Linked DNA regions of Homo sapiens: region 2 is linked to region 1. A link is an interaction called in ENCODE POLR2A ChIA-PET data of the cell type or tissue named here. Cell type or tissue: GM12878. All regions are shown on one strand.

Region 1 (4,000 bases):
TCTTTTGGAGACCCTTTTTCAGTCTACCATGGTCATGTTGTAGCCTCACCTTATCTATACTATAGTGTGTGTTATTCTTATTTATGTGGGACAGGTGCTAAGCAGAGTGGTGTGATGGAAGAGGCCAGGTGCAGTGGCTCCCGCCTGTAATCCCAGTACTTTGGGAGGCTGAGGCGGGCAGATCACCTGAGGTCGGGAGTTTGAGACCAGCCTGACCCAACATGGAGAAACCCCCCTTCTCTACTAAAAATACAAAAATTAGCTAGGTGTGGTGGTGCATGCCTGTAATCCCAGCTACTCGGGAGGCTGAGGCAGGAGAATCGCTTGAACCCAGGAAGTGGAGGTTGCAGTGAGCCGACATTGCACCATTGCGCTCCAGCCTGGGCAACAAGAGCAAAACTCCATCTCAAAAAAAAAAGGCTGGTATGGAGTTAGCACAACAGGAACTCCCAGAACTGCTTCAGAGCTGTGAGGCCTTGGACAAATCATTTAAATTCTCCTGGTTCTCACTTTCTAGTTTGTGAAATGAGGCTATTGGTCTAGGCCAAGGAAGGCAAATTCTTGCTGGGCATACTGTCAACCTTCCCTCCCGCACCCATGGCAGAGATTACTACTTGTTCAAGGCTCTTTCTCTTGTGATCTTGTGTCCCAGCCTAATCTTCCAAATAGGCACTACCAGATGGCATGAGATAATACTGAGATGAAATCTACTTTCTGTCCCCAAAAATGATCATCTCTGAGGCCTACATCTTAAGCTATTAAAACAACATAGGCTCCTACAACTCAACTAACCTTATCATGGATCATCGAATGCCCAAAGTCAATTGACTTCCTTTCTTTTCTATATATTTTCTTCCCCAAGTTTTCTCTAACCTATTAACTTGGCTAATCAGTATCTTATATATCTTTGCTTCTCCTCTGAAGGGAGCAGTTAGGAACAAAAAGAGAAATAATAGGCCAAATGGGTCCCCAGCTATCTTATCATCAATCAGGTATAAATAAGAGTTGCTTATACAGAAACACTGCTCTGCCACCACACCCATGGCAATGCAGGTACTTATACTTACACCTGTACCTACACTTACATTTTAAAGCCCATGTCATTTTTTCCCCCCACACATTGATTTCTACATAGAGCTTGCCTCTTCCTAATATACAGAGAACACAGCAACAAATTATACTATTGATTGCTAGACTCATGAGCTAGAAAGAACTCTCTCAAAGGCAATTGGCAACCAGGCATGACCAGGCATGTGAAACATCTCTCTGAGAGTGAGTTTGAAACATTAACATTAAAGACATATAGCTTGGATTGTGAAAGAAGCTATGGACAGGATGTGAACTCACTTCTACTGGAAGGAGTATAATGCAAAGAATACTCAGGGGGACTTAAGTTGAGCACAAGAATCAAAGTCAGGTACTAGACCAAAAAACCAGAATAGTCAAATGATCACACTGTCTTGTGATACGTGGTTTCTGGAATGCATTACGAAAAATGAAAGAGCACTTTTCTATTAAGATAACTGTCTCTTATCAGATTCTACCTAGGTTTGCTGTAACCTGATGCTTTCAACTCCATTTGTGGTTTATAAGATTTTCCAAAGAAGAGACAATTTTTCTTCTTATTCTAATACCCCTTCTCATCAAAATGGAATTTTGAGTTACTTCATTTTATAACCACAGGACAGAGAAGATGCCTCTTCTGAGATCTGAGTTCCTCACTGGAAATTCTTGGTAGAGACAAAGATGTCTGGTGTCCTGGAATAGGTTGCCTTCCCTGAAAAGCCAGAGCATCCCTCCCCCACATTAAGTGATTGCCCTCACATAAGCCTGCCTTATTTTTCTCACAAAATGTGTCAATATCTGAAATTATTTTATCAATCTGTTTACCTTGGGAATGGCAACCCTGTAGATGATGAGTTGGGGGTGCTGATCTAAGTTGCAGGCTTGTTTTCCTTGGCCAGCATAGTGGTCATAGATCAATTTTGAATTGAATGTCTTTAGACAAGCAGAAACTCTCCTGCTCAACATAATCACCACTCCCTGTATTCTCACCCTTGACTACTTCACACATGTGAGTTCTTTGCATAGCCCAGCAAGGCATTTGAGTATGGGAACTGTGGCTTCCCTGTAGCAGGTCTCCTGCTCTGGAATATAACTGCATGGCAGTGGGACCTCATCTGTACCCCAGCATGCATAATGGAAGGGATTCAACAAGTATGTGTTCACTGGGGTATAAAATGAGAGGTTTTATTTCTGGCTTCTTCTAACTTGTTGTAGGTCAAAGAGGGGGCGTTCTGCACTTTTCATACTTTCACTTTCTCACCTGTGGGAGGTTTGAGTGGTACAATGTACATGGAGCTGAGAGGGAAATGGGTGGAGGCCCTGTTAAATTCTTTTGGAGACAGCCCTCCAGAGTCAGCACTCACTAGACAATGAGAAACTCCCTTCTAGCCAGGCTTTTGCAAAGAACTGAGATGCTTCCTTAGACGGGAACAGAGGTTCACAAGTGTTATTGTTGTACGTCTTCTCTCTGTGAGAAGTGAGATAATGATGAGTCAGCCAGTATGGTGGACAAGATAATGCTCCCCGACCCCGCAAAGATGTCCACATGCAAATCCTCCAAACCTGTGATTTTGTTACCTTATATAGCAAAAGGGACTTTGCAGATGTGATTAAATTAGAGTCCTTCGGATGGGGAGATTATTCTAGATTATCCATCCAGGTCGGCCCAATATCATCACAAGGATCCTTATGAGGGAAAGAGGAAGGCAGGAGAGTCTGAGTCAGAAAGAGTTATGTGATGACAAAAGCAGAGGTAAGAATAATGCCATTGCTGGTGGGAGAGCATGAGCCAAGGGATGTGGGTGGCTGCTAGAAGCTGGAAAAGACTGGGAACAGATTATCTCCCAGAGCCTCCAGCAGGAATACAGCTCCCAACTACGCATAGGTTTTAGCCCAGTGAGACCTGTGTGGGACTTCTGACCTTCAAAACCATTAAGATAATAAACTTGTGCTGATCGAAGGCATTGTTTGTGGTAATTTATTATAGCAGCAATAGGAAGCTAATACAGTGAATCAGTATTTATCGAGCATCATTTGTGAGCCAGGAACTGCATAATGTTCTCAGAATAAAAGATAGATATGGTCTTCAAACGTAATTTTGTAGGGAGGGTAACCTTTTTAAAAAAATTTTAATTTCTATTTTTCCAAAGTTTTTTATTTTTTATTTTTTGCATTTCAGTAACTTTATTGAAAGGTATATATCCCTTAGTACTAAAACATAATGGTAGTTGGTTAGTTTACCTCTGCCAACTCAGAATTAACAATGATGTATTCAAAATGTTGAAATTTATCAGCCTTTTGGGAAAACTAAAAAGATACCCATAAAACAGGATATTGGCCTGAGATTTCCTTTTTTTGTTGTATCTCTGCCAGGTTTTGGTATTAGGATGATGCTGGCCTCATAAAATAATTAGGGAGGAGTCCCTCCTTTTCAATTTTTTGAAATAGTTTCAGTAGGAATGGTACCAGCTCTTCTTTGTACATCTAGTAGAATTCAGCTGTGAATCCATCTTGTCCCAGGCTTTTTTGGGTTGGTAGGCTATTTATTACTGCCTCAATTTCAGAACTCATTATTGGTCTGTTCAGAGATTCAATGTCTTCCTGGTTCAGTTTTGGGAAGGTCTATATGTCCAGGAATTTATCTTTTTCTTCCAGATTTTCTAGTTTATGTGCACAGAGATATTTATAATATTATCTGATGGTTTTTGAATTTCGGTGGGGTCAGTGGTAATATTCCCCTTATTATTTCTGATTGTGCTTATTTGAATCTTCTCTCTTTTCTACTTTATTAGTCTAGCTAGTGGTCTTATTTTATTAATTTTTTTAAAAAACCACCTCCTAGATTTGTTGACCTTTTGAATTTTTTTTTTTGTGTGTGTGTGTCTCGACCTCCTTCAATTCAGCCCTGATTTTGGTTACTTCTTGTCTTCTTCTA
Region 2 (4,000 bases), 55 kb before region 1:
CTGTGTCTCTGTCTTTCTCTCTCTCCTATATTTTCCAGCTCCACTTGCTAAAGGTAAGGCCCACCTCTGTCCTGACCATTAGAAATTAGTTGTCTCCCTTAGAACATCTTTTTCCTCATCTTCTGCAAATACTTTTCAATCCCCCTTGGAGATTCCCTCCTCTGTCCATTTTTGGTCTGGGTGGGCTCCATCCTCAGCCCTCAGGATGGGCCATAGGACCCCGTCCCAAGCCAATCAACACACTATTCCCTTGGATGCAGGAGTGAGTATGTGACCTAAACAGCCTCGATTCCCACCCCCTTTTTTATTGAACTCAAACTTATCTGTTGCAAAGTGTACAAAGTATACAACTTGATGAATTTTACATAAAATCCGTTGTATACATCTGTGGAATCATTACTGAGATTGAGATACTGATCATTTCCATCAGCCCAGCACCTCCCCTTGTAGTCCTTCTCTGTAATACTCCACTCAAAGATAATCACTATTCCGACTTCTGTTACCATTAATGGAAATTTTACCCATTTTTAAATTCTATATGAATGGAATAATATGTAATCTTTGGTGGCTGGCTGTTGATCTTTCTGTTACTGACTTGCAGCAGTTCTTTATTTTGGATATGAGTCCTTTGCTAAATACATATATTGCAAATATATTTTCTTAGCTCATAGTTGCGTTTTGACTCTCCTAACGATGTCTTTTTAGGAATATTAGTTCAAATCGCTAGTCTTTCCTATGGTTAATGCTTTTAATTTGTTCTATTTAGAAAATCTTTTAATGCTTTTAATTTGTTCTGTTTAGAAAATCTTTGCACACTCTGAGATCATGCGCAAGTTAATGACTTTGAAGGACGAAGAAGTAAAATGTTTTTGTTGCATTTGAGATTGTGAGGCAGTGAGGCTGAGCCAGAAACGAAGACAGAAAGCAGATAGACTTGTAGGGCTGGCCTTGAGATGGGGCACTGTCACAGGGTGAGTCTGAGCTTTGCAGGCACTGTCTATTTACTATAGTTGTGGCTGAAATCAGAGGCAGGCCAAGTGGATGAGACATGGGGCAGTTGACCTCAGAAGAGATTCCTTTAACTATTTCCTTTTTTTTTTTTTTTTTCTTGAGATGGAATCTTGCTCTGTTGCCAGGCTGGAGTGCAATGGCGCAATCTCAGCTCACTGCAACCTCCGCCTCCCAGGTTCAAGCAATTCTGCCTTAGCCTCCTGAGTAGCTGGGATTACAAGCGCCCACCACCATACCCAGCTAATTCTTTGTATCTTTAGTAGAGACGGGGTTTCACCGTATTGGCCAGGCTAGTCTCGAACTCCTGACCTCGTGGTCTGCCCGCCTCGTCCTCCCAAAGTGCTGGGATTACAGGCATGAGCCACTGCACCCGGCCAACTATTTCCTTTTTAAAATTTTTTTATTTTTATTTTTTGAGAGAGTCTCACTCTTTGGCCAGGCTGGAGTGCAGTGGTGTGATCTTGGCTCACTGCAACCTCTGCCTCCTGGGTTCAAGTGATTCTCATGCTTCAGCCTCCTGAGTAGCTGGGATTACAGGTGTGTGTCACCATGTCCAGCTAATTTTTTTGTATTTTTAGTAGAGATGGAGTTTTGCCATGTTGGCCAGGCTGGTCTCAGACTCCTGGCCTCAAGTGATCTGCCCACCTCAGCCTCCCAAAGTTCTGAGAATACAGGAGTGAGCCACTGCACTCAGCCTAACTATTTCTTGATCAAATATTTTATTGAGCTCTTCTGCTGCAAGATGACATCCTCATGGAATTTATATTCTAGAGGATTTTAGAGATTATTTTAAAATACCTTCTTATAGTCCAGATTAGGAAGCCAAGGTGAAGACATGAAAAATAATTTGCTTGTCATCACAGAGCTAGGGAAGAAGCACAGCTAAACCAGAACTACAGCTGGAACCCAGGTCTCCTGGATTGAACTGTCCCCGCCCCTGCCCCTGCCCCTGACACTAGTCCAGCAAAGAAAGACCTGAGGGGTGCTGGTGATGAGTGATGACTGCTCTGCCTCAGGCTGAAGATAGAAGCAGCCTATCTCAGGTGGGTGGAAATTTTCCTTTCTTCCTTTGACCATGGGCAAAGTGATATGCCCTGGTCCGCAGCAACAGAGACTTCAGGAAGCCCACACACGTCAAGCGGCCAAAGCGGACCAGTGTCAGCAGGGGGAAATCAGAGGGACTTCCCCCAAGTCCTTCCTGTCAAAGAAAGAAGCATGAGAGGCCTTCATGAAGGTGAAAACCACACATTAAGGACTAGTCCAGACTGGGTACATGTCTCCCCAGTGCAGCTGCTACCCCTTGGGTTTTACCCCAGGACACTGGGTTCCGTCCTGTCATGGTGGTCAGTGCTGGAAAGTTGGGGTTTAAAGCTGTACACAGAGCTTCAGGCAAGTCCTAGGCCAAAGTTCAGTCCAAGGAGCACCAAGGTCTTCTCACTAGCAGCAGGTAGGAAATGATGGACATTGGATGATAACCTGGAGGCCAGTGACATGGTGAGACCACTTCTGACTCCCTCATTTCCCATCTCTGACATCACATCTCCACCACGTGGGCTCACTTAGACATGCTCACAACTATTAAGGTACCACTGGGGGCTTCCTATGACCAAGTCCCTTTAAATGTCTTTTGAATGTTCCCTCCCATTGTGAGAGGAAGGTAGTAATAAGGTGGTACCAAAATAGAATCTTGACACCCATTTACAACTTTTATTTGAGAAGAAGAAATGGGGAGTTGATGAGTGAGTATACGGAGAACCAGTGAGTGAGTGAATGTATATATGTATCTATTTACTTTCCTGGGCCCCAGTAACCTTATTCCTTGAATTCTTGTTGAACCGCAAATTTAGAGCTTCTTTGTAGGTTAGTCTGGTGATTCACTGTTGGTTTGTGGGTGTCAGACATGCAACTGTGACAGCTGTCATCATCTTCTGTTTATGCTGGATTGTGGACTTCTTAAGATCAAGGCCTGTGTCTTTTTTTATTTTTTATTTTTAAATTGAGGCAGTGTCACACTCTGTCACCCAGGCTGGAGTGCAGTGGTGCAATCACGGCTCACTGTAGCCTCAACCTCCAAGGCTCAGGTGATCCTCCCGCCTCATTTTTTGATTTTTTGTAGAGATGAGGTCTCACTATGTTGCCCAGGCTGGTCTCAAACTCCTGGGCTCAAGTGATCCATCCACCCTGGCCTTCCAAATTGCTGGGATTGTAGGTGTGAGCCACTGCACCTGGTTTTTTAAAAAATTTAAGTTTATGTTTTATTGAAGTATAATATGTATACAGAAAAGAGTACAAACCTTGAATGCAGCAGGAGGGTGTACATGTACATAAAGGACTTACACCCGTGCACTCAGAGCCTAGATCAGGAAGCATGGAGAGCTGCGGGAGCTCCTCAGGGCTTACTGCCAGCCACCACTTCCCCTTCATCCTCCTGCCAGCGTAACCACTGCCTGCACTTCTCACACTGTAGATTAGATTTGCATGTGGGAGTCATATTTTTATGCCAGAAAAGAATACTTGATTTTTAAGAAAAAATCACTAAAAGCAAATGTCCTTCAGGGAATACACAATAGTTCAGTTATAAATTCTGTAGTCTTGGGCTTTACCTTAAAAAGTTTGATGACTTTCAATTTAATTTTTTCTTCTTATTTTGAAATAATTTCAATCCTAAAGAAAACTGGCAAGAATAGTATAATGACTTTTTTTTCTGAACTGTTGGAGAGGAAATTATTGCATGATGCCGTATCACTTTAATATTTGAATGTATCATTCCTGGACCCAAGGACATTCTTCTATATAAAAATAATACAACTATCTAAGTTATAAAAGTATTAATAACATTAATACATTACTAACATTGAATCTGCAGACACCATTCCAGTTTCCCCAGCTGTCCCAATAAATGTGATTATCGCAGAAGTTCAGGATCAAGCACTGCATTTGGTTGTTGTGCCTCTTTGACCCTCTCAGAGTAGGGGAGTTCCTCAGTCTT

What was found. ChIA-PET counts read pairs that join two places held together with the same protein. Peaks named below come from ENCODE experiments on the same cell type or tissue, not always from the same donor. Only the 100,000 strongest peaks of a DNase experiment are listed, where the experiment ranks them.
Region 2: POLR2A ChIA-PET joins it to region 1 with 6 read pairs; 3 of 35 experiments call an interaction of 5 or more read pairs at or near these places.

What each region holds. Positions count from the first base shown.
Region 1 is chr1:173,353,957-173,357,956 of GRCh38, reverse strand. The region is part of intron 2 of LOC100506023 (a long non-coding RNA gene); the gene reads left to right. It also overlaps a transcript of TNFSF4 not described here. Among named protein-coding and RNA genes, the nearest start is that of PRDX6-AS1, 110 kb to the left of the region's middle. RefSeq lists a silencer at 1,302-1,361 and enhancers at 2,397-2,566, 2,817-2,866. In GM12878, no CTCF peak of the experiment used is centred here; DNase peaks (open chromatin) are centred at 1,276 and 2,416; H3K4me3 peaks cover 1,566 bases; H3K27ac peaks cover 2,408 bases.
Region 2 is chr1:173,409,225-173,413,224 of GRCh38, reverse strand. The region is part of intron 2 of LOC100506023 (a long non-coding RNA gene); the gene reads left to right. It also overlaps a transcript of TNFSF4 not described here. Among named protein-coding and RNA genes, the nearest start is that of PRDX6-AS1, 50 kb to the left of the region's middle. RefSeq lists an enhancer at 1,977-2,526. In GM12878, no CTCF peak of the experiment used is centred here; a DNase peak (open chromatin) is centred at 2,214; H3K4me3 peaks cover 1,335 bases; H3K27ac peaks cover 3,627 bases.